2 separate regions of the Mus musculus genome follow, and region 2 is linked to region 1. Evidence: chromatin loops called from intact Hi-C (ENCODE). Cell type or tissue: left cerebral cortex. All regions are shown on one strand. Links, peaks and the distances in the headings refer to the core of each region. The heading gives the core; the rest is flanking DNA.

Region 1 (15,620 bases), core at 4,928-12,927:
CTAGTCTGTATTAATAGCTAAGGAAAAGACAGCAACTCTCATGGATGCCTCGGCAAAGGGGGCGGAGTGTCTGCAAAGGGGGCGGAGTGTCTGCAAAGGGGGCAGAGTGTCTGCAAAGGGGGCGGAGTGTCTGCAAAGGGGGCGGAGAGTGGGCCTTCCTATCTATGTTCCTGTGGATTAGTGATTGGGCGGGAGAGATACGAACAGTTCACTGGGACAAAAACCAAAGGAACGGATTAACAGCTTCCGGGGATGGAAACAAAATCCCTGTCTGAGAGTTATAAGCCGTCACTTCTTTCTCTATCATATCTTCCCAACAATCTTGGTTACAAATAAGGTGATTTTAGAAACATCATAAACAAGATTTGCAACTTAAATGTAGTAACTCTCCAAGGGGGGAATCACATTTCCCCCTTTAAATTGGCACCGGCAAATTTAGAACCTTATTCTAAAATGAAATGCCTTCTATCTCCTAAGAGACTGGAATCTTAATCTGCCTGCAAGCTCAGAAGATCTTTAGTTTTTACTTTGGAAAAACAAGGTCTTCCTTCAATCGATTTGCAGGTTCCCCACCCACCCACCCCCGTGATGAATTCCACGGGCATTTTTACCTTTACTTTGTAACAGCTGTCAGTTTAGTTGTTGTACATGAACCACATTATTAGGTGAGTATAAAACTGTGCACCCCAGTCACCCACAGCACAGGCCACTGAAGGGAATCAGTGTGTGTGCTAGCAGAAGCAAGGGTGTGGAAACTCAGAGGGTCCTGGCTTCTCTTGCCTTGAACAAGGCATTGATATCCATAGCGTTAAGCTTTGCGGGTAGATAGAGTATGGGACAACCGTATTCCTCTTGGGGTCTGGTCAATTGGGATCACTGTTTTTATAATACATGTGTAAGTTTATGTAAACAATATGTTAGACCCTGATCAATAACTGTCTTATTTTCATTCACCTGAGTGTTTTACCCCTTGTAACTTACACTCAGAGGTGGGGCTCTGGCTGGAATTTTTTTCTCTCATTTGCAGCAGTAGCTGCTATGACCTCTGCAGTGGTCAAAGCCAGAGTCTTGCTTCTTGGTTTATAGCCATGATAAGCACCACTCTGCTCTGCCTCATCTTGTTACGTTGTGTTTTGACAAGAGAACTACTCCATCTCTTACCTTTTAGCACCTTTTCTAAAACAGTGAGCTTATGCAGTTGTAGACATCACAGGTTTCTCCTGGTATGCCACGGTGCATGCTGGGTAGCAGAAGAAGCAAGGTGTGAAGTGTGGAGGAGGCTGCTCCCCCTGCAAGGAAGGCTTTGGTGGAGGGGAGGGCTCCTAGGCAGGCCTCCTTGTGCTTCTTCTTTGGTACAGTATGTTTCCTAATTTGTCTAAATAAGTCTTGTGAGCGTTTTTCTGTATCCTACCAAACAATAATTCTTTTGAATCTCAGTATGTCAGTCTCCTCTCTGTCTCCCCCAGGGCACAGCCTAAGGCTTTTTATTTTTAAACAAGAAGCTACTTATTAAATGGTAATATATTTAAATATTAATATCAGTACTTTACATGCAGTTGTGCTCACGTTTAAAACTTTCTTTTACATTTATTTTTTTTAAAAAAGCGATCCTGTCAGTAGATGGAGAATTTACGCTGGAAAAAAATATGATCTTGTCAGTAGATGGCGAACTTGCTACACATAAAGGCTGAGGCTGTTTACTTGTTAAAAAAAAAATCTCATTTTTGATAAGATGTGATTTGAAATTTCCTTAAATTAAATTCATTCAGATTATTGTAAACTGACCTACTAAGTAACCTGTTTTCTATGCTTACGTCCAATGTCCAATCTTAAAGATATTTGATTAAAGGAAAATAAAATTTCCTGAATAAGAAACAGTGCACTGATAAGTTTTGAGTCTTAATAAACTTAATAAATTGCTGCTCCCAAGTGACAGTCTTCAAAACACATGGAAAAAAAAAACCCACCACCACCACCAACAACAACAATCACCCCGCAAGGGCTACTTGCCTTGGCTGGCTGTTCAGCCTGCTCAAAGCACCATCTACCCCATTTTTAAAAAATAAGATGTCACCAAACATTGAGAGAAAAGTGGGATACATACATCACCCACTGGAAAGTGGCAGGAGAAAGTCTTGGGGGCTGGAGTGAATAAAAGAAATTCCTAACCCAAAGTTCTGTACTCAAATCTATCAGCCTAAAGATACAGAACTCGATTGATTAGCATTGGAAGTGCCTTTCGTGGTGTGACTTCTTTCTTTGCTTAGGGGTCCTGACAGTTTGGTTACTAAGTTCTGTTATCTCCTATCAATAATTGTGGGTCTTTAAAAATTCTACTGTATAGGGAAGTTGGATTGCAATAGAATAGAAAGACATATGGATATATAATGTAACACAGCTGGCAAAGTTTTTCTCATGTTGGTGATTATGTCCGCTGCTATGTACCAGCGTGTTAATTTTAGGCCATGCCACTTGTCAGTTCTTGAGGTAGCTTCCTGTGCTCTTGGGGCCCTCAGAAACATGCCAATATCTTGAAGAATTCCCCCATATTTTCTTCTAGTTGTTTCAGAATTATAGGTGTCACATTAAGGTGTTGGATCTCTTGATCTGTTCCAAGGGAATAGACTTTGTGCAAGAGGAGAGACCAAGATCTGGTTCTATTCTACTTTGTGAGGCTATCCAGTTTCCCTAGCACAATTTATTGAAAAATAAATCTCTTTGGTGTATGTCTTGGCAACTTTGTTCAATACAAATGCTTGTTGTTGTGATAGACATCGGTGTCCACATTTTTTATTTATTTTATCGACCTGTGTAGTCCTTTTAATGCCAGCACCGTGCAGGAATTGCCACTATAGCTCTATGGTACAATTTGAGATTGTGAATTATGATACCTATAGCAATGATCATTTTATTCAGGATTGTTTTCGTTATCCAGGGTCTTTTGATATGAATTTTTGAGTTGTTTTACTTGTTTTGTTAGAAGGTAATTGGATCTTTGATGAGCACTGCTTTGAATTTATAGATTGCTTTCCGTGATACTGCTGTCTTCACAATATCAACTCGGCCACTCCTTGAGCACAGAAAGTGTTTCCCTCATATTCTGTTGCTGTCTTCAGGCTGAAGACATGGCTCCACAGTTAAGAGCACTGACTGCTCTTCCAAAGGTCCTGAGTTCAATTCCCAGCAACCACATGGTGTCTCACAAACATCTGTAATGAGATCCAATTCTCTTTTCTGGTGTATCTGAAGACAGGTACAGTGTACTCATATTGCTATTTTCAATGTCTTAAAGTTTCACTATAGATGTATTTTGCCCCCTTGGTGATATTTATTCTAAGTCATTTGTTTATTTATTTGCAGCTATCATATATATGAGTTGTTTTTTTTTAAACTGATCTATTTTTAGCAAGTTTGTTATTGATATGGAAAAGCTAATGGTGTCTTCTTGTTGGTTTTGTAGCCTAGATTGTTGAAAGTGTTTATTAGATTTAAAAGCTTTCTGGTAGAGTTTTTAAAGTCTTCTAAGTATAGGGCTGCACCATCTGAAAGTAGGAATAATTTGACTTCTTCCTGATTTTTTAAAATCATCTGTATTTCTTTCTCCTGTCTCTAACTAACTGTTGAGCACTCTATTGAGTAAGACCAGCGAGAAAGGGTACCTTCACCACACTCATGATTTGGGTAGAAATCTTAGTTTTTCCATATTAAGTATAATGTTGGTTATATCTTTGTCACATACAGCTTTAATATATTACAATATGTTCCTTATATTCCTAGCTTCTTTGGTGGCTTTTATCAAGGTATGTTGATCTCTGCAAAGCCCCATTTTGCTTCTATTGAGATAATTTTGGAATTTCTTTTTACCATGATCCTATTTATGGCTTTGCGTTGTATTTATTGATTTGTTTGGTGCAGCACTTTTCTCCATGTAATGAATTCAGCTTGGTCTTGGTGTATCATCTTTTACATGTGTTCTTGAATTAGTTTTATAAGTATTTATTAAGAAAATGTGTGCCCTTATCCATCAGAAAACTGATCCCTCTCTTTCCCTCCCTCCTTTCCTCCCTTCCTCCCCCCTTTCTCTCTTTCCCTCCCTCCTTCCCTTCCTTCCTCCATTCTTCCCTTCCTCCCTTCCTCCCTTCCCCTTCTGCTCTCTCTCTCCCTGCCTTCCTTCCTCCTCCCTCCCTTCTTCCCTCCCTTGATGTGTGTGTTTGTGTGTGTGAGTCCTTGTGTTCTTTCAGCATGGAGGAAATGCTGGATCCCTAGATTGAGTTTGGTCATGCTCCTTCCCTTTCTAGTTTGTGGAAAAGCCTGAGAAGTATTTCAGTTAGGGCTCCCTTAAAGACTCCATAGAATCTGGCAGGGAGTCTGTCCAGTATGAGATTTATTTCCTTTAGGGTGATATTTTTATATTACTGCTTTGATCATATATATATATATATATATATATATATATATATGTATATATATATATATATATATATATATATATATATCCAGGAATAATTTATCCATTTTGCCCATATTTTCCAGTGTCTCCCAATTCGATTTTTCAGAGTCTTCCCTAATGATCCCTGGATTTTATGATTTAATGATCCTTTGTAATTTGTTGTAATAATCCTAATAAACCAGGCCCAGAAAGGCAAACACAACATTTCTTCTCACGTTTAGGATATAGATGTAAACTTTTATATATGTGCATCTTGTGGGGGGCGGCAATAGGGGGCCCTGAAAGGAGAAGAGGAGATCTTGGGGGAAGAAGCATCAGCAAGAGGGGAATGTGCACACAGAGGCTTGGAACAGTGGGTGGATCCATCTGGAGCAAAGAAACAGACTGCATTCACTACTCTTCTATTGCTGTAGGAAAACACCAGGAACAAAGCAGCTTAAAGAAGACGGGGTTTCTTCGAGCTTACAATTCCAGAGGAGTAGGATTCCATCACAGCTGGGAGACATGATAGTGGGAGCAGGAAGGTGAGAACTCAGATCCTTTACTGTAAACACTGAGTGGTATGAGCCACTAGAGATCTTAAAGTTCTCAGAGTCCATCCTAGTGACATACTTCCTACAGCTGTGCCTCCTAAACCACAAGCTAGGGACCAAGTACTCAAATGCCTGAGCCAATGGGATAGAGTCTCAACTCAACCATTAGAGGGACTATTAGAAAGGAGGGAGGGGAACAGCAGTGGGAAAAGGATGCATAAAAACACACACACATACACACAACACACTCACACACATACACACACTCACACACACACATTCATATACACACACATATACACACACATTCATATACACATACTCACATATACACACACTCACACACATACACACTCACACACCCATTCATACACACACACATATACTCATACACATATACACATGCACACATATACACACACACATACACACACGCTCACATATACACACACTCACACACATACACACACATTCATATTCATACATACCCTCATACACATACACACACATACACACCCATACATACTCAAACACACATATACACATACACACTCACACATACACTCACACACACATACACACATGCACACATATACACACATATACACACTTATACACACATATATATATACACATGGACATACACACACACACACACATATACACACATATACATGCATACACACAGACACACACGAACAAGCTATAATGTCGTTCATTACTTTGTATTCTATCTTCCTATCCTCACAAATTAATTTAAAGAGGAGAAAAGACAGAATAATATTTAATATGTAAGAAAAAATCATGGCTGAAAAAGCAGACACTTGTAGATAATAGTGAGATGTGTGAATTCGTCCCGTTTGTGGGATAACAGTCTGCTAATCCATTTAGAACTCTCCCAAAACAGGGTGTCAAGAAACCAAAGCTACTCCTCTTTTGTCATTGTTACTTTTGTGCCTGGGAATGCAGGCATCACCCAGCACAGTGTGGACCCATTTTGGCATAAGGTCTGTTTGGTGAATCTTCCCCTCTGTGCACTGTGCAGTCAGCAACACTCAGATGGCTTCTTCTCAGACATCTCTGGTGCTTACCCTGGGGTGTGGGCACATGGCCTTTCTTATACTATGAAGCCCCAAAAGAACCAGCCTGCCTCCATTTTAGGCTTAAAGCTATTTTATAGTAAAGACAAACTAGGCTTATTCCTGATTATGACTAAATCTCTGTTTTTCAAAGATTGGGCCTATAACCTCAACAACAGATGTTCCTCACTGCTTGTCCAGGAATTGCAATCGTGTCTTTGTTTCAAAAAGTTGTTTGTAACCATCTTGCAAGCCCACCTTTGTATCTAAAGGGTTGTTACGGCTCCCTTGTTAGACTCCCTTGTTATGCTCCAGCTTGCAATGTGTCTTTGTTTCAGGAGGGACTAACTTGTTATGCTATATTCCGCCCCTGTAACCCTGCCTATTTTGCTGACAAATCTCCAGTTTGGAAACTCCCTAGCCCTGAGTTATAAAAGTGTTGTCTTCCTCACATCCAATGCCGACCCTTAGAACACTACCTTAGGGGGAGGCAGACATGAATAAAAGGCTTGCTTTAATTCAGTCCGTGCTTTAATTAATTTGGCCATGATGGGTTGGGTAGACGGTCTTTCTGCCCCATCTTTGGGACTAACAGCCCCGTTTCAGTGGATGACCAAGAGAAGAATAGCAGCCGTCTCCCAGACCATGTTACCTCGTGGCCATGAAGCTTTTTTATTCTGTTTTATTCTTTTTATTCACATCTCTTTTACTTTTTGTTTTGCTCTGTGGTTTAGAGTCAGGGTCTTGGTATATCTTCTAGTCTGGCCTTGAAATAATCATCTTTTTACCTCAAACTTCCAAGTTCCAGGACTATAAGCATGGATAACTGTACCTGGATTTATATTTTTCCAAATAAAAGAATAATTAATTTGAATAGTGTATATTATGGAATCACAATATGGCATATGGTTCTCATTAAGCTATCAAATTTTATAATATATAATTTATAATCATTATCTGATATAAATATTATTTACTGAGCATAGCTCTTCTATTCATATTTGTGGAAATAATTCATTGAGGTTGCTTGCTATCATGCTTATCAATGAATAGCAATCCACAGTCAGCTTTTGTAGTGGTTACAGCCAACTATAATTTATGACTTGTTCTTGTTTCTGAAAGGCAGACACCCTCCCCAACCCTCTTTTCCTTTAATCTTGAATGTGATGTTTCTAAATACAATGAAAATATTCAGGATGACATTTATGCTTTATCTAAATCCTCCCCCCCCCCCCACTTCACTAAGTAGAGACTTTTCAATAATGCTTATCCTATCTGGTAAAATTCACGTTCTTTTGAGATTGATTTCCGGAGAATATTCATTTAGATAATGCTGAGAACTGACACAGTTTCTCTGATTTCGGGTGACTGATTGTTCAAGGTGGCTCTTATGCATTCGAAAGCAATGGCAAACAGCAAATAGTAGAGACTGCTTTACAAATGTCGTCCAAGCACGGGCATTCTTAAGGCATAGAAGCTCATTGTCAACTCAGTCTAAAGCCCTTCTCTTATGACACACAGGAGCTCAGGGTCTCACAGAAGTTCACACAGCACTTCCAAGACTGAGCATGTGTGCAGGGAACACACCAAGGAACTACTTGCACACGTTATAAAAACACGTAAATGTAAATCGTAATTGGCAGGAGCTTGGTGAGGACAAAAGAGCTCAAAAGAGTAATGACTCCCTGTTCTAGTTAGCTTCTTTGTTGCTGTGATAAAGCACTGTCCAAAAATAACAAATAGAGGCTTTATTTCATCTTACAGCGTCTTTATCATGAAGGGAAGCCCAGGCAGGAAGTCTAGGGCGGATCCCTGAAGCCGGAACTGAAGCAGAAACCTCGAAGGGCTGCTGCTCACTGGGCTTCTCCCCGTGCCCCACTCAGCCTGCTTTTTTTTTTTTTTTTTTTTTTTTTATCCAATCCAGAACCTCCCCTTTAGGAGTGGCATCACCCACAGTGGCCTGAACCAGTCTCCAACAGTTAAGGAAAATGTCTCCCAGACCAATGCAAGCAGTCGGTTCTTTAACTGAGGTCCCCTCTTCCTACCTGTGTCAAGTGGACAGCCGAAGCTAACTCTGACACTTTGGGTTCAAAATATGCTTAGCTTTTAAGCTGATATAAAGAAGATCCCATCTTGGATGTGTTATGGTCACTTGGCAGAGTGGCAAGATTTAAAATGGGAATGTACTCCTTATTGTCAAGTTGATGTGACCTGGAGAGTCCTCATCTGGCTTCTGTATTGTAGCAGTATGAAATCCTGCTCACACCCCAGAACATTCCTGATAGAGAAATGTGTTCGGTCACCTGGGCAAAATGGCTTTACTGTCCGCACCTCTCCCCCTTCGAACTCTTGTTCGTGTTTTCAATAATCTGAAATGACAAGTAAGTAGAGAATCAGTCTGAAGCCAGTTGTAAGTCCAGCACTCAGGAATCTTGAGACAGGAGCATTGCCATGAGTTAGAAACTGCCCCAGGTAAGATAGATAGAGCAATCCCGGACTACACCACAGAGTTGAGATTTTTATCTAGAAAAGAAAGGAAAAGAAAAGAAAAGAAAAGAAAAGAAAAAAGAAAAGAAAAGAAAAGCTACCATGAACAACAGAACGGTTCATGGATAAGTGTGTGAATCAGGGCTATCTATACATTATGCAAAACTTTAAAGGGTTGTTTTGCAGGGCTATTGAATCCTAACAACTGTGACTGCTACATCCCTGGCTCAGGACAGTGACCCTGAAGAGGGCATCTTTGCTTTGACGCTAGAAGCTCCACAGACTCTTTGTAGACGAGGCTGGCCTCGAACTCAGAAATTCACCTGTCTCTGCCTCCCGAGTGGTGGGATTAAAGGCGTGCACCACCATGCCTGGCCCACCGACTCTTAATATTCAGTTCAAATGCCACTTCCTTCCCCTGCTGGTCAGCACCAAATATAATGTCTCCCCGTGAGTCTTCCTTCTTGATTCAGGCATCATCAGATGTCTTGGGATGCGCATGCATTGTTTCCCTGTTGGGGTCTTTCTGTCCCTGTCAGAGGACAGATATAGTGTTCACTTTTGTGTTTGAAAGAATAAAAGGTAAGTGAACGTGGCTCATGGTGAGAGACACAGATGCCTGGCTTTGGGTTGACATGACCCTTCTCTTTTCTTGTCTCACCCAGCACCATGTGAGGCCTATTAACACTACTCAGGTTTCTTCCCCTTGGTCTATTACAGTCCCTGGTGTAACATCTTGGATTTGCATGTTCTCAGCTCCAGGGAAGTTTAACTCTCTTTAGCATTTGCTCATCTTAAAGTTTTTACCCACGTTACATCTCCAACTTGTGGTAAAATTAGCAATGTAGGGGTGTGTGTTGGAAATTGATGATTATTATTAAAGTACTATTCTTTCTGGAGAGGCCCAGTGATCTTTTAGCACTTGAATAATATGATTGTTAATCATTATTTCTTGTAGCACTACACTGCGATACACCAAATGCAGACATTTGCATAGATTCTCATTTAATCTACTTTATAGCAGTGTAAGATCTAGATAGTTATTAATCTAACTTTGCATCTGAGGAAATGAGCCCATGTGAACTTGGCTCTCAGAATCAACGTCTGGGCTGAAACTCAGAGCTTTTGGCCTCAAGTTCACCTTCCACTAGGAATCCCATCACTGAATGTTCTGGAACTTCTGCTTGCCTCCAAATTGTAGTTGGCATTATCAGAAACTTGTTCTTATTAGGCATATGGAAATGGGAACTCGTGACCCTTAGCGACAGTAATTTGATATGGGAGAGCTGGTGGTATGGGGCAATGCAGGGTAGAAAACTGACATTCCCCCTAATGTTTGTACAATTAGAACAAGATGCAGTCAAGCCAATGGTCAGCACTGGTTAAGGTTAGATTTGCAGTAAAAATCAAGTGTCTGAAATATACTTCCATCCTTAGGTCTCCTTGGTGATGATTTAGAGGCTCATTTAATCCTGACTTTTAAAAGTCACTTCATTTTCTCATGCATGATGGAAGTGGGGAAGACAGAAGTTTTGTTTGGCAAATGTTTTAATTTAAATATATATAAATAGAAATATAGCATGTGTACTCATCTCTAATATGCAGGGTCTATAAATAGTGGGGAAAAATCTCTTGTTGCTATAGTAACCAGGAATTTCTTTCGGTACATCTATTTTTGTGCTGTATTGAGGTGCAAAGGCAGTTTTCTAGTGGGTTTCCCTACTGTGAAGATTTTCTCCCAAAGTGCTCATAACTCCCACCTTGCCTAGTTCCGCTCGGAAGGTTGTGGGTGTCAGGCGTGGCTTGGAAATGTGTCATTGCTTAGTCGAGTACTTGGATCGCACAGCTGTGTCAGTCACACACAGCACACGAAGCTGCCTCCAAGGCTGCTGTGACGTTCCCGGACTTTAAAGACTTTCATTCTCTGCTGCCGCATTGTTAAGAGGTGGCACCTTCGAGAAGGGATGGGGACTAAGAGTAGTGCTCCAAGAGGGCTGACTATGCCTCCTGGAAGGGGGTTTCATAGGAAAACTCTCCCCAGTCACCCTCCCTTCCTGTCTCCTCTCTCCCTGTCTCTTCTCCCCTTCTCTCTCTTCCTTCTCCCTCCTTTTCGCTCTCCCCCTGTCTTTCACTCCTCCCTCTCTAGTCTCCCCCCACGTCCATCCTAGCAGGTGATGGTGGATCACAGATCTCCCCTCACAAGGTGTCCCTTGGTGCCCTAACTTCCTGGGCATTGTAAGAAACTCGTCTGTCTTTGATGAATGGCCTGTTCTCAGGATTCTGCAGAGAGGAAGGCAATAGGAACAAAAAGGAATAAAATGTTTCCTGGGGAAGGTCACTGCAAAGTGGCTTCTGTCCGGTGACACTCAGGAACAATGGAAACAAAAGGCCAATTGGAGAAGGTTGAGGACACATAGGGAGGAAGCCAACATCATGGAGCCTCTCCCTCAGAGTCCTCTCTGTTCTTCTACACGTAGAATTCCAGACAAAGCTAACTTCATCATCAGAAATGAAGTGAGAATGGTCCACAGAAGAGTCATAAGTGTCTGTTGGCTCTGTCCTGTGGAACCCTCAGGAAGTTTACAAGATGACATGTCCACTCACTCATAACCAACAAGCTATTGTCTCAGAGTGGCTGGGCACCAAGCAGTCATGATGATGCTCTTGATCTCAATACTTAGGAGGCAGAAAGGGGGTGGATATCTGAGATAGAGGCCAAGCCTGGTCTACACAGAGCGTTTCACGATGGCCAGGGTCACACAGAGAAATGCTATTTCAAAACATCAAAAACAAAAAGCAACAACAACCACCCTCCCCCCCCCCCAAAAAAATAACGAAACCAAAAACCCATAATCTAAAGCAGAGTGGCTATGTTTTCTTTAGTCTCATTTGATAGACTCACAGGCAGATAGAAGAGATAGGATATTTCCCAGAAAAACAAGGACACGAAAACATGCTCTGACCATAGCCTTTCAGGAAGGGCGCCAGAGTGCTAGCCAGAGAGTGTTTCTTTCGAGCGTCCCTGAGTTGTGAGCCAAGGCAATGAAATGGATAGTTGTCTGTGTTGGCCAAGTCCAGGCTGCTCTGACTGGTTCTTCAGAGGATTGAAGGCACAGTTTGATTTCCATATATGGCTGGCTAGTGTTCCTTGGAACATTATTTCGTCAGTTGGCTGACATCCAGTTGTAGCTGTCTCCCTCCTCATACCTCCTTTGCCTCCTAGAGCCTTGTCACTTGGTTTCTCCTGTGGGCTGGTTCTTCCATCCCCAGTGATGGTGCTGGCTCTTCCAAGGAAGGAGGTGCTCCTCCTTCCCTCACAGTTGCAATACAGGACCTTTGTACCCTCATTCCATACTCTGTTCCTCACAGGACCCCCTAACACATTTTCCCTGTTCTTGTCTCAAGGAAATATCAAGACCAGAGAAGATTCTGTTCTTTTTTAGCCTGCCTATCTGCATTAGGGATGCTTACTGGGTCGGCTCCATTTCGCTGTCTAACAGGCATCTGAAATTTAATTTGTCCAAAGTCAGAGTACTGATTGCCTAAACCCTGGCAATCAAAGCGTGTTCTCTCAGTCTCCTACCTAAATAGAACATGGTGCAGCTCTAAATCCCCCCTGGCCTTTCCTCTACTGAGAAAAGATTGAGAGCTCTTCAGAAATAAAAGGGAAGAAATAACAAGAACAACAACAACAACAAAACCCCAAATGTATCATCTATTCCTTTGTCTAGCAACAAAGGTGCAGAAGTGAAATGGACTCCTTCAGTTGAGTTGCTTTGCTTTGAAATGATAGAAATGTTCTATTACAGTGGCTCTCAACCTTCCTAATGCAGTGCCTTTAATATAGTTCCTCATGTTGTGGTGATCCCCAACCATAAATTATTTTTTGTTCCTACATTATAACTGCAATTTTGCCACTGTTATGAATTGTAATGTGAACATATGTTTTCTGACTATTTCAGGTGACCCCTGTGAAAGAGTCATTAGAGTCCCCAAAGGGGTCATGACACCCACGTTGAGAACTCCTGTCCTAGATGGTGTTTCATTGTGGCAGAAGGAAGAACAGGTGTCTGCAATGTTGCATGAAGCATAACTGGTGTCTGCAATGTTGCATGAAGTATATATGTTTCAGGATAAGATGATTTTATTGTACCAGAAGTGGGGTTCCCAGTGGTTCCACACCTTTAGTGAAGCTTGATTCTTCTACGTGTGTGCTGCTGTTATATTTTCCTTTGGCTGCTCACCACCGGGAAACCATTGGCTGGAGTCTTGTCACTCTCTCTGCACTGTGCCTTCCCACTGACTACTGGCCAGGCATCACTCTCAGCATTCTCAGGTTAATGTGGTTACGTTATAACAATTCCCCATTGCTGTACATTTATGCAATGACATAAATCTCAAAGCACAATGCTGACTTATCCTGGCAGGTCTCTTAGGCAAGGCTGTGCACACACGTGGTGTTGGTCTCCACCATCTTGTCTGTGGTAATCTCAGCTCACATGGAGATTGTGTTAGAAAGGGGATTCCTTCCTTCCTGCTTGGATTGGTGTCCTTAGTATGGGATCCATAGTCAGGCAGGTTGCCTTCCACTTATAATCCCAGCACTCAGGAGACTAAGGCATGGGGTTGCCATAAGTTTGTGGCTATCTTAGTCTGCATAGTGAGTGCCAGAAGATCCTGGGATGTGGAATGAGGCCCTGTCCCAAAACAAAGAGAAAAATGGAAGGAAAACCCTAACTTCCAGACATGTATGCGATTTGTGTATCTATGGTGGTTTGAATGAGAATAACCTGCATAGGCTCACATACTTGAATGCTTAGACCCCAGTTGGTAGAACTATTTGGAAAGAATTGGGTATGGGCTCGTTGGAGGAGGTGTGTCAGTGGGGGTGGGATTTGAGGTTTTTAAAACCCATACATTTCCCACTTAGCTCTGTCTGCCTCTTACCTGTAAATCAGGATGCAAGCTCTCAATTACTGCTCAAGCGCTATGGCTTCTTGCCTGCTGCAGCTTATACAATTTAAGGAGGGAGTTCTGATGTTGAAGTACTCAGTCTGAGGCATTCTGCTAGAGTCATCAGAACTGACCTGGGAGGAAAGAGGGTCTGTCACAGACCCAGAGCTCTGGCTAGATATATCTGGGCTAAGGGGGTTGGAAGAAGAACCACCAAGTCTCTCTTGCAGAAACTGGTTGGTGCTGGGCAAAGAGTAGAAACCTCCTCACACAGGTGACCCAGATACCAGAGATATCATGGCTGAGTGTCTGCATATACAGTTCTCAACACAGTTATAACTAAAGGCATGCTGATATTCATTTAGAAAATGGCCACAGCTAAATTAAAAAAAATATGTAAGGTAACTGTTTTAGTTAGGGTTTTATAGCCGTGAAAAGACACCATGAACACAACAACTTCATAAAAGAGAACATTTAATTAGGCTGGCTTACAGCTCAGAGGTTTAGCCTATTATCATGGAGGGAAGTGTGCAAGCAGACAGTGCTGGAGAGGTAGCTAAGAGTTCAACATCTGGATCTTCAGGAAACAGGAAGAGACAGAGAGCTACTAGGACCAGCTTGAACATTTGAAGCCTCAAAGCCTGCCCCTCCCCAGACAATACTTCCAACAACAACCGCTCCCCCTGGGTCTATGGGTACCATTTTCAGTTGAACAACCACAAAGGCTTTACCATGTTGTTGAGTGGCAACATTTGGAAGTCCTTTTGATTCTTCTTAGTCACCTGGAAAGGAACTTCTTTGCCATTTTATTTGAAAAGGCAATCTATAAATCGTAGGGACTTTTTCTTTAGTTCTACACAGAATTAACTTTCTGGCTCCTGATACAAAGCTCTATTTCTAGCAACTTGGGTTAGCATCTCAATTTGAAAAGTATTAACCAGCTTGGATTGACATTTGTAGGCAACAACGGGCATCCTGGAAGTACTGACACGAGTGGGGGAACATTGGTTCCAACACTGTTTCTGAGAATTTATGGGGTCTTTTGGGGGGGGGGGTTTGGGGTTATAGCTGCAATTAGGAATGGTGAAATAGGAACCATGACTGTAAAACTTAATTTCCAAAGGAATGAATGTTCTTGCAGAGACAGATGAATACGGCCGAATTTTCCAACTTTCCTATCTTTTAATTTCTTTTGTAAGTTTGTTTCTTCTGAGTAATGATTCTTTTCTTGCGATTGATAAAAGCCAAAAGGATTTCTTGTAACTATGCAAAGCAACTGGAGAGTTTTTATATAACATATTCATATGGATGGTATTTTTATAAACATTTCTAAGGCTCTCAGGAAATAGAAAAAAACTGACTAAGAATATTGAGACAGTGATAGAGGAGAAAGAAAAAGGAGAGAGGGGTTGGGAGGGAGAAGTTAGAAGGGAGAGGGAAAGCAGAATGGGAGGGAGGCAGAGAGCACAAAGCTAGCTAGCATCTGCCTTCTGTCCTGTGGTACACTACAGCAGTGCTCTGTTAGAACCAGGCTGTGGGGACTGATCTCTTCAGAGCCTGAGGCACGGCTTCCCTGTGATTCATGACAGTGCTAAAATGTGCCAGCATGTCAACATTACTCAACCATAAGCCCAAGTGCAGCCACTAAAGACACATGTTTCCTGGGGACTTCAGGGATAAACCGACTAAAACTGCCACGGAGGACTTCACTTGCCAGGTATTTTTCCGATCTGTGAAAGAGGGAAATAGGTACGCTATGCTTCTGGGTGTCATATAAGGGAGGCAGAGCAGAACACTAGAAGGACAATGCTGATTTCCAAGTGTTGATGTTGATTACTGTGCAGGAGGCTGACTTGGTTTACCCAGCAGGGAAGCCCCTGCCAGAGGTCTAGGCCCTGTGTGATCCCTCAGCTGTCTCATAGGAATTCTTGGAAATGGCCAGGCTCTTGAAGGCATGGATGCAGGAAGTAGGAAGGGAAGTTCTGAAGAAATGCTGGCCTTGGAAGCAGCAACTATTGGTTGAGAACAAAGAAAGAGGAGATTGACAGGGCAGGTTCAAGATGGACCCAGCACACTTGGCAGAATCAGAGAGTACAAGGAAACACTACTGTGAGACCA
Region 2 (15,620 bases), core at 5,170-13,169, 97 kb after region 1:
TGAGCAGGGACTCAGCCCCTCACTTAATCTTTCCTGGAAAGGCTTCATAGACACCCCTGATGCATGCCTCTCAATTGATCCCAGGTCTTGTCAAGTTGACAGTCAAAATTTATCATCACATTCTCCATCCAAGCTGAGTTCCATTGTCAAACGACTTTTACCTCTGCATTTCTACCCTTGCTTAACTTGCATTTAGCTTTTATGACATTCCTTAACATGAAGACAATTTGTCTCTTATAAGTTTCACACACACACACACACACACACACACACACACACACACACTTTATTGCTTTGTAAGATGCATCCAAAAATGAACTCTAATATTTGACAAATTCATTTTATGTATACATTGCAACATCCCTCTCCATAATATTTTCCTGAGTTTTATTATAGCCATTCTTATGGGCATTATTCATCTTTTTAATAATCATTCTAGGACAGCATATACATTTCTAGGGAAAAAGAGGAAACAGCTAGCTGAGGCAGCTTGTTACTGGCAGTGTGAAGTCATATCTTTGGGATAGTAGGGCACCCAATTTTCCAGAGGTTCTCTAAGGCAGGAAATTGGAGGGATTTTCATTGGTTCTTCCATAGGAGAAGAACATCGTGCCAAAGGCGTAGAGAATATTTTCACAGGTGTCTTAGCTATCACCTGTGACAGAATGCAGGTAGAAGTGATGCCTTAAATGCAACTCTTCTGCTCAGGCCTGTTCAGGAGGCTCGCTGTGTCTCAGTTTCCATCTGATGGCTTAGCTAAGGTCGCTTCCCCAATACTGCACCCTCTGGCTGCAGTGACGAATTTATTAACCATGTGAGACCCTAGTGTGTCATGAATTCCCTGCTTTCAAGCAGTCTTTCATTGAGTGGATTTGGCATCAGTCAGAAATGGAGCCTTTAAGCGTTCAGGTGCAGTAATGAATGCAAATTTAGGAGGTAGCCAGTAGCTTCTTTACTTTATATGTCTTCTTTAACTCCCCACCCTTACCTGTCAGGCCTCCTGAGTTGTTGACATCACTGTGCCTCCGGGTCAAGTTTTGGTCACTTGGCCAGACTATGTTGACATCTCCCTTATTTGAACTGGGCACAGTGCTACCACCATGACTGTCACCCGCAGCACCATGCTACCGAGAGGGATGTGACTCGATGTCAGAGAAGGGACACAGGGAGAATTGAACACCAAGAGGTAAGAGCTGGTAGAGCTAAGTTTGGTTGGAAAAAACAGAAGCCTTGCTTGTAGTGAGCTCTGGTTTCTTTATGGAGGTGTAAGAGGAGAAAAACATTAAAATGTAGGAAAAGACAAAGAGAAGCTTGTCCTTGGGGAAAACCTCAGAAAGTTCCTTATGTGGCCTCAGAGTATACAAGGGTAAGTGAAAGGTTGCAGAGAGGACCATGCAAAAATGGCGACATAATTGGAGTCTTTATCTTTCTGTTCCTTTCTCCATCCCCCTGCACAGGAGCTAAGGGTCCAGCAGAAGGAGAGAGGGGGAAACACTATCTCCACACTTACAGATCACTATCTGCCTTTCCTCCGCATCCTCTGCTTATCTCCATGGCAACAGTACACCTATTGTCTCTGCCTCCGAACAGGAGTCTCATTGTCTTATGTCATAGGTCCAGATTAAGTATGACACGTTACAAAATACAGCATTTTTCAGTAATCTGAAATATATCAGGTACCGCAGTATACATACCTACACTATCACAATCAGATCTTATCTTTATGTGAATGACAGATGATGACATAAAATATATATGCAATTCGTTGTAGCAACAGCTATTGATATGGAAACTGTTTTTGGTCAGTTTAGTGCTTAGAACAATTGGTCATCAATTCCTGTTTTTAAAAACAATTGCAGCTATGTTTCCTTTTTAAACAAACAAACAAACAAACAAACAAACAAAGAGTAGAGTGATATCATCTGAACATGCATCTGGAATATTATCAACACATGCCAGTGTTACTTGGTTTACAGGAAAATCTCACATTTGAATCACACAGTTCTGCCCTTGGGAGGCTAATAGGCTCAGTCTACATTGTGGGGAAACACTATGCTTGATCTTCATCAGAGTGCACCCAGACACATGATGCTGATGCTGTTGTTTGTGTGTGTCCCTGTAATCCACCAAGCCAACCTATGCTAAGCTTGACTTTTCTCTTTCTTCAAATGCAGTGTGTAAATAACCAGGAGAAAGTCACCTCCAACTGAGCGGGGATTGTTCTCTGGCAGTGGAACAGGGAGAGAAGGCTCCACCCTGGCAACTTGAGCTGATTGCTTGGGAGATGAGGGTCCTGTGATCTCAGTTGGAGGCTGCACATGAAATGGGAGGAGAGAGCTGTGAGCCCAGGAAGCCAGCGATGGGAGACTGTAATGAGGTAAGATGTTTTAAAGTGGCTGTTGGAAGTGATTTTTAAAGTGATTTAAAAAAAATTGCACAACTTAAAGTTTCAGAAAACTCAGCTATTTTGTGAGAAATTTAACGTGGGAGAAGCCCCTGGTACCACAGTTCCTTTTAGTGCAGGAGAAGGCTGTCTTTGCTGACACCTCATGCTTGATTAAAAGAAGGAGCCATCTCTGTTACTCAGGTAGATGAGACACAATAACAGCAACAAACACTGCTTGTTTAAGAAATGAATCTGGGAGAAGATATGTATTAAAAATGAGAATCTCTCTTGCATTATCAAAAAGAAGTGCAGTTTGCTGAATGAAGCTTTGCACAGCATTCTGGGTAGCGCACATGTGGGCTCTTTCTGTTCAGAGTGCATATGACTGAAGAGAGGCTGAAGTTTGAGATACATGATTTCATATGAGCAGCCTCCCCCGGCCCACTGTAAGATGGCAGTCTCATCAGCACAGCCTCCTGTTCACCTTAGAGTTGGAGTTTTGTGTCTGGTTTTAGTGTGGAACAGAGACTGAAAGAAAGGCCACCCAGAGACTGCCCCACCTGGGGATCCATCCCATATACAGTCACCAAACCCAGACACTATTGCAAATGCCAAGAAGTGCTTGCTGACAGGAGCCTGATATAGCGGTCTCCTGAGAGGCTCTGCTAGAGCCTGACAAATACAGAGGCAGATGCTCGCAGCCAACCATTGGACTGAGCACAGAGTCTCCGATGGAGAAATTAGATAAAGGACTGAAGGAGCTGAAGGGGTTTGCAACCCCATAGGAAGAACAATAATAACCAACCAGACCCCAGAGAGCTCCCAGGGACTAAACCACCAACTAAAGAGCACACATGGTGTGACCCATGGCTCCAGCTGCATAGCAAAGGATGGCCTTCTTGGGCATCAATGGGAGGAGAAGCCCTTGGTCCTGTGAAGGTTCCATGTCAAGATGCCCCAGTGTAGGGAAATGCCAGGGCAGGGAGGCGGTAGTCAGTGGGTGGGTGGAGGAGCACCCTCCTGGAAGCAGTGGAAGGGGGCAGGAGCTTGAGGGGAAACTGGGAAAGGGGTTAACATTTGAAATGTAAATAAAGAAAATATCAAAAAAAAAAAAAAAAAGAGTAGGCCTTGCTGAACAAAGCCTAGAATTTTAAGTCCCCAAAGGACTTAAAGTCTCTCTCTCTCTCTTTCTCTCTCTCCCTCCCCCTCTCTCTCTTTCTTCCTCTCCCTCCCCCTTCTCTTTCTCTCTTTCTCTCTCCCCCCCTCTCATTTTCATACTTGATGTGGCAAGCACCTACATTTGATTGGCTTTGATTATTTTTCCCCTGCTTTTTTAAACATAGGACCTGTACATTTCGTTTATAAGGGCAGGGAATTACTCCTTTGATAATTATTGAAGCCAGGAGCAAACAGAAAATTATGGTATTTTCAGGCAATGGGTACCTAAAATTGCACATTAGTCTTACCAATTCCCCAAATAAATCATGTCACATATTTTCCAATAACGCCTTCTCTCTCCCACACAATCATTGGGTCCTGTTATGACATCTTCTTGCCTGCTGAGTCCTCTTAGAATAGGATGCCATGGAGGATGGAATCATAATCCATCCTGAGTACCAACTTCATCACAAGTACCCAACCTAGATACTCAATTTATCTGGTAGGTTTGGGATCTTGCACACCAGTGTCCTGAGGGAGGACAAAGAATATAGGAGTGTATGGGCATAGTATCCTGTGACTCTTGGGATTGCAGGAAGTTATCAAGCACAGGAAAGGTCTGAGCTGTGCAGTGATATGTGAGATTCATCACAGTGCCAGGTTCCTGTTCCATCCCAATGTGCACCCTGATTGGAGTATTGACATAAGGGAACTGAGTGGGGCTACTCTGTGGGAATCTGCCCACATCCTTCATCAGTACAAGGAGACTGAAGTGTGGAGGTGGTATTTCTTCAGCTCCTCCTCTGTTGAATTATAGGTGCAGCTTCCTGTGTATAGATGCTGCTCTTCTGAGAGAAGGAGCAGCCGGAAGAGGAGAAAACTGGAGCTCTGTAGGTATAGGCAGCAGGGGGTATCAGAACAGAGTAGATAATTATCTACGTTAATTTATTATAAAAATTCAACAAATATTTTAGCCACTGTGAAATTAAGAAAGCTTCTTCTATATGTCCTTTTTAAAAAGATCCAGCAGAGAACAAGCAGACGTTTTAAACTGCATAGAATTTATTGAAAGACAGCACACTATACTCTAAAGCAAAGCATAGAAATAAGAGGCTTTGGCTTATGAAACATGTTGAGCTCTTCCTGCTGTTAAAGCATATCAGAGCAACTTTGCCAGAGGGATCTGAAGGGAAATGGAGTAGAAAACGGAGATGGTTTTAAGTTATAAAGTATGATACAAAAATATAACTAAGGAGAGCATATAAACCTGGTCTTTAAAAAGAACATTAAACAGGTCATTTAAAACCTGAAAATATAATTAGGGGTGAGAACTATATTATAATACAATGTCATGCATTGCATTGAGCAGTGTGCCTGAGATTAAGTATTCATGCTGCAGTTTGTGTTCTGCACATCATCAAACTGACTGGAAGCACTACCGAAAATTTAGGAATGATGACTGACAGTACATCATTTCATGAAAGATGGGTTTATCACTAATAAAACTTATAAAAGGTCATTGTATCTGCTGGAGCAGGTGTTTGGGAACTGAGACAGTTCCCAATTCTGTACCCATAAACCTTCCTAGGAACACAAGGTAATTAAACACCCCAAACAAAACAAGGGAAACTCAAAGAGGCTGGTATCTCTGAGGCAATTCCACCATGTTCCTGCTACTGTAGGGGTCTCCTCTGCCTGATCTTTACTGCCGGCTGCTCACAGAGACACACACACTATCCTATTCCAGGAAGCCTGTCTCCATGAGTTTTACTCATCTTTGACTAGAACTAAGCCTTAGAGCTTAGCCTCCCCCTGTCCCCATTGCTCTTTCCAATTCCACAACCATTCGTCCAGGCTCGGATAGACTTTCATAGGGTCTAGAACAGATGAGGGGCTTTCACTAGCCGTCAAGGCCAGCAGACAAACTCCAGGACCCAGAGCTCTACATGTTGTCCAGGGTTAGCCTGTGGCTTCATCTTGGAGCTTGCCTGTGATTGACCAGTGTCTTGATATTTATAAGAAACACTGAGGTCTGAGTATACAGATCAGTCAGTAAGCGCTTGCAAAAATGAGGGCCTACGTTCAGATCTCCAGTACGCATGTAAAAAGATAGCATATTTGTAATTTCAATGATGAGGTGGACACAAAGGGATGCCTTGAACTTGCTAGCCAGGCAGAGAGCAAGTGGTGATGACACTTGAGATCAACATTTGGTCTCCACGTACACATCCATCACATACTTGCAAGCATGCCCGCCTACCCACCCAATAGGAACGTTCACACACACACACACACACACACACACACACAGAGGAGGGAGAAGGATATTTGAGACAAGAACACAAGCAGATCAGTTCATGATTCTGTCCTGGATAACAGATTTGGGTCTTAATTTTCTTCATATCATCTGATAAAGAAGAAATCTCCTTAGTGCTGTTGATGGTGCTCAGGCCTGACAGTGACATTCTGTTGTCTCGGCACGGTCTGGTGTGACCATAGGAGTCAGAACAGCAAGCAGTGCTGAAGTGTCTGTGGCTTCCTCAGTCTGTTAGTGAGCCAACTAGCAGCAGGCGGCTAGAAGACCACTGTGGACCACGAGTCACATGCTTGCTTCCTTAACATCACACAGAGGCAATCTGAAGCCAGGATCCTGGGTGGGAGTTCTATATCTGAGCATCTGAGTCAATTTATTCAGTGAATCATGGCATCAAAATAAAAAAGGCATAGAGGAGAAAGGGGGTCATGATAGGTATCAGAAAATGGACATTTCATTCACGTTTTTGCTGATTTATTAAAAGCACCAGAGAAGCAATTGATAAAAGGTGGAGTTTGGGCAACAAAGCAACAGGGAGACAATGTTGTGGAGATGCCTAGCCTGGAGGCAGGGGGCTGCCCGTGGACTGTCAATAGGCATAAGTGGACTGATGCCAGTGTTTCCTGAGTGGGTAGAGTCAGGCTCCTTCCCACACTTGTCCCTCCCTCTCATTTTCTCTCTCTTCTCCTGCAGTTTTCTCCCTGTTTGTCTGTCTCCCTGTCTATTCCCACTTCATTGGCTTCTGTCTTTGTCCGTCTTTGGTTTTCCCAGAACCATTGGCCAGACACAATGTTTAAAATCATTTTCTCAGGTAGGTGTTGGTCTCTGTGAAAAATATTATTCCCTTCTCTCATGATACTGTACAGAGGAGGGGACTTTCTGAAAGCTGATTCTGCCCTTTGATTTATTCAGGCTTTCCCCACAGACACTGTTATATATAATTCCTGTGATGGTATGCATCATCTTGAAGGTCAAAGAAGTTAGGGACCTAACTTATAATCTTTACTGTTCTGGTAATATATTATATAAGCCCAGTTTGAACTATTTTAAACTCAAATTGAATTTCTGTCAAGTAATTCCTGTGATGTTTAGTATGACTTATGAATCGTCAAGTCTCAACAAGAATCAGCTGCAAAAATATGTTAAAAGGAAAGGAAGAAGACGATTTTACCAGTTAACTTGGCAATTACCACATGATGATAGGAATATATATTTTTCATTAAATTTTCTTGGGGTGTTTATTATTTCTTGTAGTTGGAACATAATTTTTTGCTTTTATATAAATCATACTGGAGAATGGGTGAAGTGGAGAGAGTATTAACCACTTTTCATATTCATATATACATATATACATATATACATATATACATATATACATATATACATATATACATATATACATATATACATATATACATATATACATATATACATATATACATATATACATATATACATATATACATATACACATATACACATATATACATATATACATATACACATATACACATATACACATATACACATATACACATATACACATATACATATATACATATACATATATACATATACACATACACATACACATACACATACACATACACATACACATACACACACACACACACACACACACACACACACACATACACATACACATACACATACACATATACATATACATATACATATATGAGTCAATTTATGCAGTAAATCATGGCGTAAAAACAAAAAAGGCACAGAGCAGAAAGGGGGCTATGATAGGTATTAGAAAATGGACATTTCATTCACGTTTTTTGCTGATTTATTAAAAATACCAGAGAATTAACAGGGTAAAAAGTGGAGTTTGGGCAACAAAGCAACAGGGTGACAATGCTGTGGAGATGCCTAGACTAGGGGGCTGCCCGTGGGCTGCCAATAGGCATTAGTGGATGTGTGTGTGTGTGTGTGTGTGTGTGTGTGTACATGTGTGTGTATAGAATCAAATTCCATTTCTACATAGGCAAGATAGACTTTTGAGACAGAACTTTCAAGTTTGGTAATTCTTTTTTGTCTTACATAGGAAATTACTAATTTAAGAAGAGGTATCACATGAAGAACACAGGTTACAAGAGATTAAAGCAGATCCTGATGTGAGACAGGGCTGCTGGCCTCCAGCACACAACCAAGCTCTGATGAGCATGTGTAGCTGCAAACCGAGTAACTGCCAGGTTGAGCAGAAGGACTTGACAGGACACAGAAACACTCCGAACAGCACTGTCATGGCAGACCCATGCCTGTGCTGACACAAGGTATTAACGACACCAAAGGGCTTACTCGGATAGAAGTATGTCAAATTGACACAGCTAAAGAACCTCAGTTAAGAAATTACCTCCATAGCTGTAGGCAAGCCTATAAGGCATCTTTTTAATTAGTGATCAGCCCATTGCATAGATGAGTCATATGTGCTCGCAGAAAGCCCCGCCCATTGTGGGTGGTGCCATCCCTGGGCTGGTACTGCTGGGTTCTATAAGAACGCAAGCTGAGCAGGGCATAAAGAGCAAGCCATTGGCTCTCCAAAAGCATGAAATCTGTTAAAAATTAAAACTATAGTCATTGTTTGGGTTTGAGAGGAGAAACATGGTTCTTGAGAGGACGTTCAAGTTGAATCGTCCTTGAGGCAAGAGCTATATCATTGTAAATGCCGGAAAGCAGATGGATAGACAGACAGACAGACAGCACGATGTGGGGGTCTAAATAAGTTCCTGGCCTGCCTAAGGAAAGTTGAGCCCACTCTTTTAAAGTCCTTTGTGAGTAGGAAAGTAAAGGTTAGGGAAGGGCCAGGTGTTGGGTCTTTAAGAAATGGGTCAAAAATTCATTGACTAGGCTAAAAGACATTGTGTTTTCTTGCATTTATGGCTGAGGCTAGTGTTTGCAAAGGACATTCCTTGATTGGACCATCCAGAAGAACACAGGGTCTGGTTCACGTGGTATGTGACCAGTAGTCACTTGTCCTGTCTGCAGCCCTTCTGTTTGGGGCTTTGCTGTCTGTAGAATAACTCCTCGGCCTCTATAATCTCACAATAGTATGCATACTAACTTTGTTTAAACATATTAGAAGAGCAAGCATCAAGTAATGGGGTAACATTCCTGTAACAGAAAACTACACTGGGGCATTTGGGGATTCTTCACAGCTCTGTTTCTGTGTGTGCCTTGATCGTGAGGTCTGTGGCAATGTGATTTGCTGGGCATTAATCTGCAGGTGAGCTTCATAATCTGCTATCTGCACATTTGGAACTGTACGGCACAATGGTGTGACACTCTAAGTGTGTATCAACCATATGTAAAGTGTGGCAATCGAAGAGGTTATGAGCTACACTGTAGAGTCATGCTTGCTGCTGCCAACTGAGTCCATTTATTCTAACAGAGGCTTGTTCCCAACCTCAGCCCCTCCCACGCTTGAAACTGTGTACAAGGAGAACAAATGAGGGCAGCCTTTGTGTTCCTTGATGGGCAGGGCTTCTTTTACATCGAAAGCAGTTTTAGACAATGCGTTAGAAATACACTCTCAACGTTCTGTTGAAAATCACCAACTAAAGAGAACGTAGAAGCTGGGTGGCATGTGCCCACTGCTGTAATTTGAATTTAACTTGAAGGTTCTGATCCTTACCTTAAGGAAGCTTTTTAATAGAAAAACTCTGCAATAGACTTTGACAATGTGTAGGGCAGGGTGGGGGGGGGGGGGCGGTATTTTAGGATAGTCACTAAAACCTTTTCAGGAAAATGTGCAAACTTAAGTCAAACTGTAACGCAGGAGCAAAGCACTTCAGTTTTAAGAATCAACTGACAGCTCCTTTTGGTGTTTTGGAAAGTCTAGGTGGCAGGTTGCAGAAGCCGGGCATGGTCTGTTTCAGTGAGGGAGGGCAAAGGGGGATGTCATACTCACACTCTGTGTGACATCATAAGGCACTGATAGAATAAGGCAGTAAAGATGAAGTACCCAAGTCCTTTGATCGGTGTTCAGTTAAAATTCAGAGGGCTTGTTGGTTTTCCCCTAAGCTTTCTAAAAATAGTGTGCAAGGAACAGAGTGTTAGCGTGGGCTGTACTGTTTTTAAGAGGGCATTTTGATTTCATGGTGTGCTGAGAAAAAAAGCTGGTGATGGGACCCATCTAATTGTCAAATGGGTGTACTTGATGTACAGATCTTTACTGTGAGCTTAATTCTCCTGCCTGATCTCTTTTTATTTCAGCCTCACACAGAGATCTCAGCAGGATCATGCTTTGTTGTCCTGAAGCTTGCATGGGAACTTGAGAGCACAAGGGGTCATAGGCGCTCTTATTTGCTTGACTCATGACAAGAGAGATCGCTTAGCTTTCTGGGTGATGTTTTCTGTCTTGATAAAGGATGATTTAGAATTCCAATCCACATGCCGCTTACTCATAATGCCAACCAACTCTAACTTTTATGAAATATATTTATGACGGATGTAAATTTAGCCAGCTTTTTGTAAACCTCATAAACCCCATGTAAATGTCCTCTTTGGGCATTTTAAATAGGAAATGGATTCACAGAAAGGAATTAAAAAAGATAAATTCTACCATATAAAAATAATTATTCTAAGCAAAGAACTTCTCCAAATGCCCTTTTGTGAGAAAAAGATATTTAAAGGAGCCATCTAACTAGTACCAGATTTCCTCTGATCGCCCCGCACCATGCTCCTCTGAAGGCGAGGAAAGCTGAGCATTTGTGAGATGAAATGGATGTGTAATTTTGGGTTCAGATGTGATATTGATTTCTTGGGTTTGTGTTGATTGTTCTCATTTCAATTTTGCTTCCATTGTTCTCAGGTATTTTCTACCCATTGTGAATGCAAAATGCTGAAGCGCCTGTGTCCCGAGAGCTCACATGGCTAGGGGCTTTACACTACAAAGTCAGAAATAGGCTTCAGGGAAAAGAGGACAAAAGTTGAGCATTTATGTAAGATGAATGATTATGAAACACCAGCTTTGCTACACCCGTGCCTTTTGTAATCACATAGGCGCGTGTGTGCACGTGTGTGCCTGGATGTAGGTGTTTATGTGTAAACTGTATAGAAGTGTGCCACTAAAATATGCTGCATATTCATCCTCATAACCCAACCATTTGATAGCATCAAATTTATGCTTCCCTGCCACAAAAGTTATAGTTTTATAGGAATTTTAAAGTGATATTTCCAAACAGAAAATTACTTGTATTTTTATAACAGGAAAAAGAGTAGCTGAAACAGATTTCAATGCCCATTCTTAGTCCCAACTCACACATATTTTTAAAAGAGATAACATTTTGGTCACTGACATGATACTGTTTTTGCTAATCATTGGCTTCACAGATTAATTTTCTTATAACAGTGGTTCTCAGCCTCCGTATTGATGTGAAATTTTAATGGAGTTCTTTATGTTGTGGTGACTGCCAATAATAAAATTATTTTCATTGCCACCTCATAACTGTAATTTTGCTACTGTTATGAATCATAATGTAAACATCTAGTATTCAAGATATCTGATATGCAACCCCTGTGAAAGGGTCTTGTGACTCTCAAAGGGGTTGTGACCCAGAAGTTACAAGCCACTGCATTACAACAATGCATTGTGAAATCTGCTTAAGCAAGTCGTCCACAGAAGTCCAGCTCTGGGCTTCTAACTGTGCATATAGGCACAGTTTTCTTTTTCTTACCTTGGAGATAATTCATTGATAAGAGCCAAGAGCAGTGACATACAACGTTAATCTCAGATACCGCGTGTACTGGTTAGTTTTGTGTCAACTTGACAGAGCTGGAGTTATCACAGAGAAAGGAGCTTCAGTTGAGGAAATGCCTCCATGAGATGCAATTGTAAGGCATTTTTCTCAATTAGTGATCAAGGGGGAAAGGCCCCTTGTGGGTGGGACCATCTCAGGGCTGGTAGTCTTGGTTCTATAAGAAAGCAGGCTGAGCAAGCCAGGTGAGGCAAGCCAGTAAAGAACATCCCTCCATGGCCTCTGCATCAGCTCCTGCTCCCTGACCTGCTTGAGTTCCAGTCCTGACTTCCTTTGGTGATGAACAGCAGCATGGAAGTGTAAGCCAAATAAACCCTTTCCTCCCCAACTTGCTTCTTGGTCATGATGTTTGTGCAGGAATAGAAACCCTGACTAAGACAAATTGGTACCAGCAGAGTGGGGTATTCCTGTGGCAACCTGACCATGTTTTGGGGAGGACTGTGGAAGGACTTTGGAACTTTGGGCTTGAAGATCCATCCGTTGTTAAGAGCTCTGTCGGATGTTGTGTAGGAGCTTGGAAGATAATGTTGAGAACAGTGCAGAAGATGGAGGCCTGGCTTGTGAAGTTTCAGAGGGAAAATTAAAGACTCTTTTCAGGGACATTGCTATTTTGGAGTTTGATTATTCTGTGGTTCTGGTTAGCTGGGACTGAAGAATCAGTTGTGATTAACAAGATACCAGAACTACTAAAGCAAAACCTTTGCATTACTGGGACTATTGATGCTGGTTAGCTGGAGCTAAGAAATTAGTGGTGATTAAGAAGAGACCAGCATCATTGTGGTGACAACTTCTGGGAAGTGTTTTCTGAAAGCACAAAGAGGCTGTGTTCCAGAGATGGCCAAGGTTGTACTCCTGCTGCAGCAGGACTTGGTAATATGTAAGAGTCACCCAGGTGGTACTGGTTTTGAAGGCATGAAGGGGTCATGCAAAGCAGCTGAAGCTCGGCACTGTGAGAGGCCATGGAAGGCCATTGGTGAGGGTGCAGCCTCAGTTGCAAATGAAGGCCCAGGACTGAAGGGGTCATGCAGTGTTTTGGAGATGCCAGTACCATGAGATGACCACCAAGAGCAGCAGCAGCACTGGAGTACAGGCATCTGGAGCCTAGAGGATGATGTGTGTGCTACAAAGGGCATGGCTGGAGAAGTGACCCAAGCCCTTGGAGGAGCCCAGAAGATCGTGAGTTGGATCCCAGACATTGGACGGCTGGAGATTGACTTTTGCTTTTGATTGTGACTGTGCCCTGATATTTTCCCTCTTGAAGGAAGAAACTGTTTTAGTGGAGCCCACAGTTAAGAGACTTTTAATTGTAAAAAGACTTTGAATTTTAAAAGAGATGGATATTTTAAAGAGATTGAAAATTTAAGAATATGTAAAGACTGTGGGACTTTTAAAGTTATTTAGAATGGGGATGAATAAGATTGTAAGGGTTGAGGCTTACTAGTGATGTTTTTGTGTGTCAAGTTGACAAGGGGTCAATTGTACTGGTTAGTTTTGTGTCAACTTGACACAGCTGGGGTTATCACAGAGAAAGGAGCTTCAGTTGAGGAAATGCCTCCATGAGATGCAATTGTAAGGCATTTTTCTCAATTAGTGATCAAGGGGGAAAGGCCCCTTGTGGGTGGGACCATCTCAGGGCTGGTAGTCTTGGTTCTATAAGAAAGCAGGCTGAGCAAGCCAGGTGAGGCAAGCCAGTAAAGAACATCCCTCCATGGCCTCTGCATCAGCTCCTGCTCCCTGACCTGCTTGAGTTCCAGTCCTGACTTCCTTTGGTGATGAACAGCAGCATGGAAGTGTAAGCCAAATAAACCCTTTCCTCCCCAACTTGCTTCTTGGTCATGATGTTTGTGCAGGAATAGAAACCCTGACTAAGACACCGCGGCAGCTGAGGAAGGAAAATCACAAGTTCAAGGCCTGACTTGGCTGTTGAGTGTGTTTAAAGCCACACCTACATACACGTGCACACATGCACATATGCACATGTATGCACACAATTACAGCTTAGTGAAAGAGTATTTCAAATAAGAAAGCAAGAGGCCTGGTGGTGTGGCTCAGTGGTAAAGCGTTCACCGAGCATGGAGAGCTTTATGCTAGGTTTAGTCCTCAAGGCCATAAAATAACGCAATGCAAACGCAAACCCCAAAGAGCCTTGTGGCCATGTCATTTTCTTTCTATTGCTGTGATAAACACCATGAGCAAAAACAACTTGGGAAGGAAATGGGCTGAGAATACATGGGGTTTGGAAGCTCAGCCCTAAAACTGACATCTATGCTGTTCTCCCTAAAGCTCAGGGGACCCTGAAGAGGAGAGAGCAGAAGGAATACAAGAGTTGAGAGATGGGGAATATCTGTTTCTGGCCATGGGACAGCTGTTTTAATCACAAATAAGACCGGCCCTGTTAACAGTCAGTCATGGATGGTAGAGGGCTCATGGGACTTCTGCCCTGTCTATGAATCATTGGCAGCTAATAGATTTTTAAAGAGGAAGAGACATTGTCTTTTTGAGAAGCAACCCTGGTACTCAAACAGCCCTGGTTCAACTAAATGGTTATAAAACAGATGAGAAAATATGACCGTGGGAAAGGTTCCTACAGGGAGGAAAGAGAGTTGATGGAGTGGGAGAGAAAGAACAGAGAGCAGAGCTGAAGAGCAGCTTCAGTGCAGTTCTATACATGTATCTTACCATCAAAGAGCGATTTTAATTAATATGGAAACCACCTGCAATACAACAGTAAAGAAAATACGACCAACAATGAACTTAAAATCTGCATAGCTCTTTTCTTACTGTTGATGCCCCAGTGACACTTCCTTTTCTTAACATTTTAAATTAATCCTTTGAGGATGTATACAGTATATTTTATCATACCTACCTTATCTCCCTTCAACTCTTCCCAGATTCCCCTTGCCATGTACCCACCCCCCAACTTAGATCCTTTCTCCTTAAACCATTGAGTCCAACCAGCGCTATCCATAGATGTAGGACCATCTCTGGAGCAAGGGTGTCCTAAGAGGCCACTTCCTTGAAGAGAACTGACTCTCACCTCCTTTAACAGCCACCAACTGCTAAAGCCAGCAAGCGATGGGGGTTCATGAGCTCACCTACCTCATCTCCACATCTGGCTGGATTTTCTTTTTCTATCTTGCTCTTTTGTAGCTCTTAAAAAGAAAAAAGTATTCTTGATGCTATTGAATAACTCGTGAAACCCTTTAATGCTGGAGTCTGATGGCTTTCTTCACAGATGGCTAGAATTTCTTTTCTCCCCTTTGCTCAGCTGAAGCTGTCGGAGTAAATGCTGCTCCAGCCTTCAGTTCTCTCAGCCCTATCAGGACCTCAGGGGCAGGTAGGCACTGTTTACACAGAGTAGGACTTGGGAAACCGATAATGAGTGAAAATGATTTGCTGTGATTTTTTTTTTCTCTTTTTGAAAAGTGGTTTGGTTTCTACAACAGGGCAGCAGGTTGGCAGTAACTTGTATACCACCTGCAGCCCGCTGTTACTTCTTTATACCCACAAATAGAAGTGAGGAGCTACTCTTCAACTTTAGCAGCTGAGGAGCAGAGAGGGCGAAACTGATCCCTGGCTAATTTTAGTATTGCTCTTAACATGGTTTTGGTCAATGACAGAATAAAAACAAAAATCAGGCGCAAATCAAGGGGATTGAGTGTGGCAGACAGAGGCATCAGTGCAAGAGCCAAGCCGTGACATAATTACACACATTTTATCCCTTCCAGTGTCAATGCTGAGGTCAGGTCTGAGAGTGCTGATGTCTTACTCAGGACATGTTCATTATAATAAATGTCTGAGTAACATCGATGAACAACGCTAATGACGCCAGTGTTAATTCGGATCAGCCAAGTCAGACTGGCCAAAGCATTACTGAAAGCAGCACTTCCTTCTTTGCTATATTCACCCCGTGGTGAATATATCTAAAGGCCTTGTTCCACCATTAAGATTCTCCTCTAAGGGACGTTCGCATCTCTGCTCA

The links. Peaks named below come from ENCODE experiments on the same cell type or tissue, not always from the same donor. Only the 100,000 strongest peaks of a DNase experiment are listed, where the experiment ranks them.
Region 2: a loop joins it to region 1, with 5 times the contacts of the local background. A loop is called at or near these places in 6 of 42 quality-filtered maps.

What each region holds. Positions count from the first base shown.
Region 1 is chr8:15,486,121-15,501,740 of GRCm38, forward strand. No RefSeq gene overlaps it. Among named protein-coding and RNA genes, the nearest start is that of Gm46033, 36 kb to the right of the region's middle. In left cerebral cortex, for the core only: no CTCF peak of the experiment used is centred there; DNase peaks (open chromatin) are centred at 9,192, 10,334 and 11,705; H3K4me3 peaks cover 307 bases; H3K27ac peaks cover 2,708 bases.
Region 2 is chr8:15,582,440-15,598,059 of GRCm38, forward strand. No RefSeq gene overlaps it. Among named protein-coding and RNA genes, the nearest start is that of Gm46033, 60 kb to the left of the region's middle. In left cerebral cortex, for the core only: no CTCF peak of the experiment used is centred there; DNase peaks (open chromatin) are centred at 9,313, 9,979, 10,227, 10,615 and 1 more place; H3K27ac peaks cover 1,486 bases.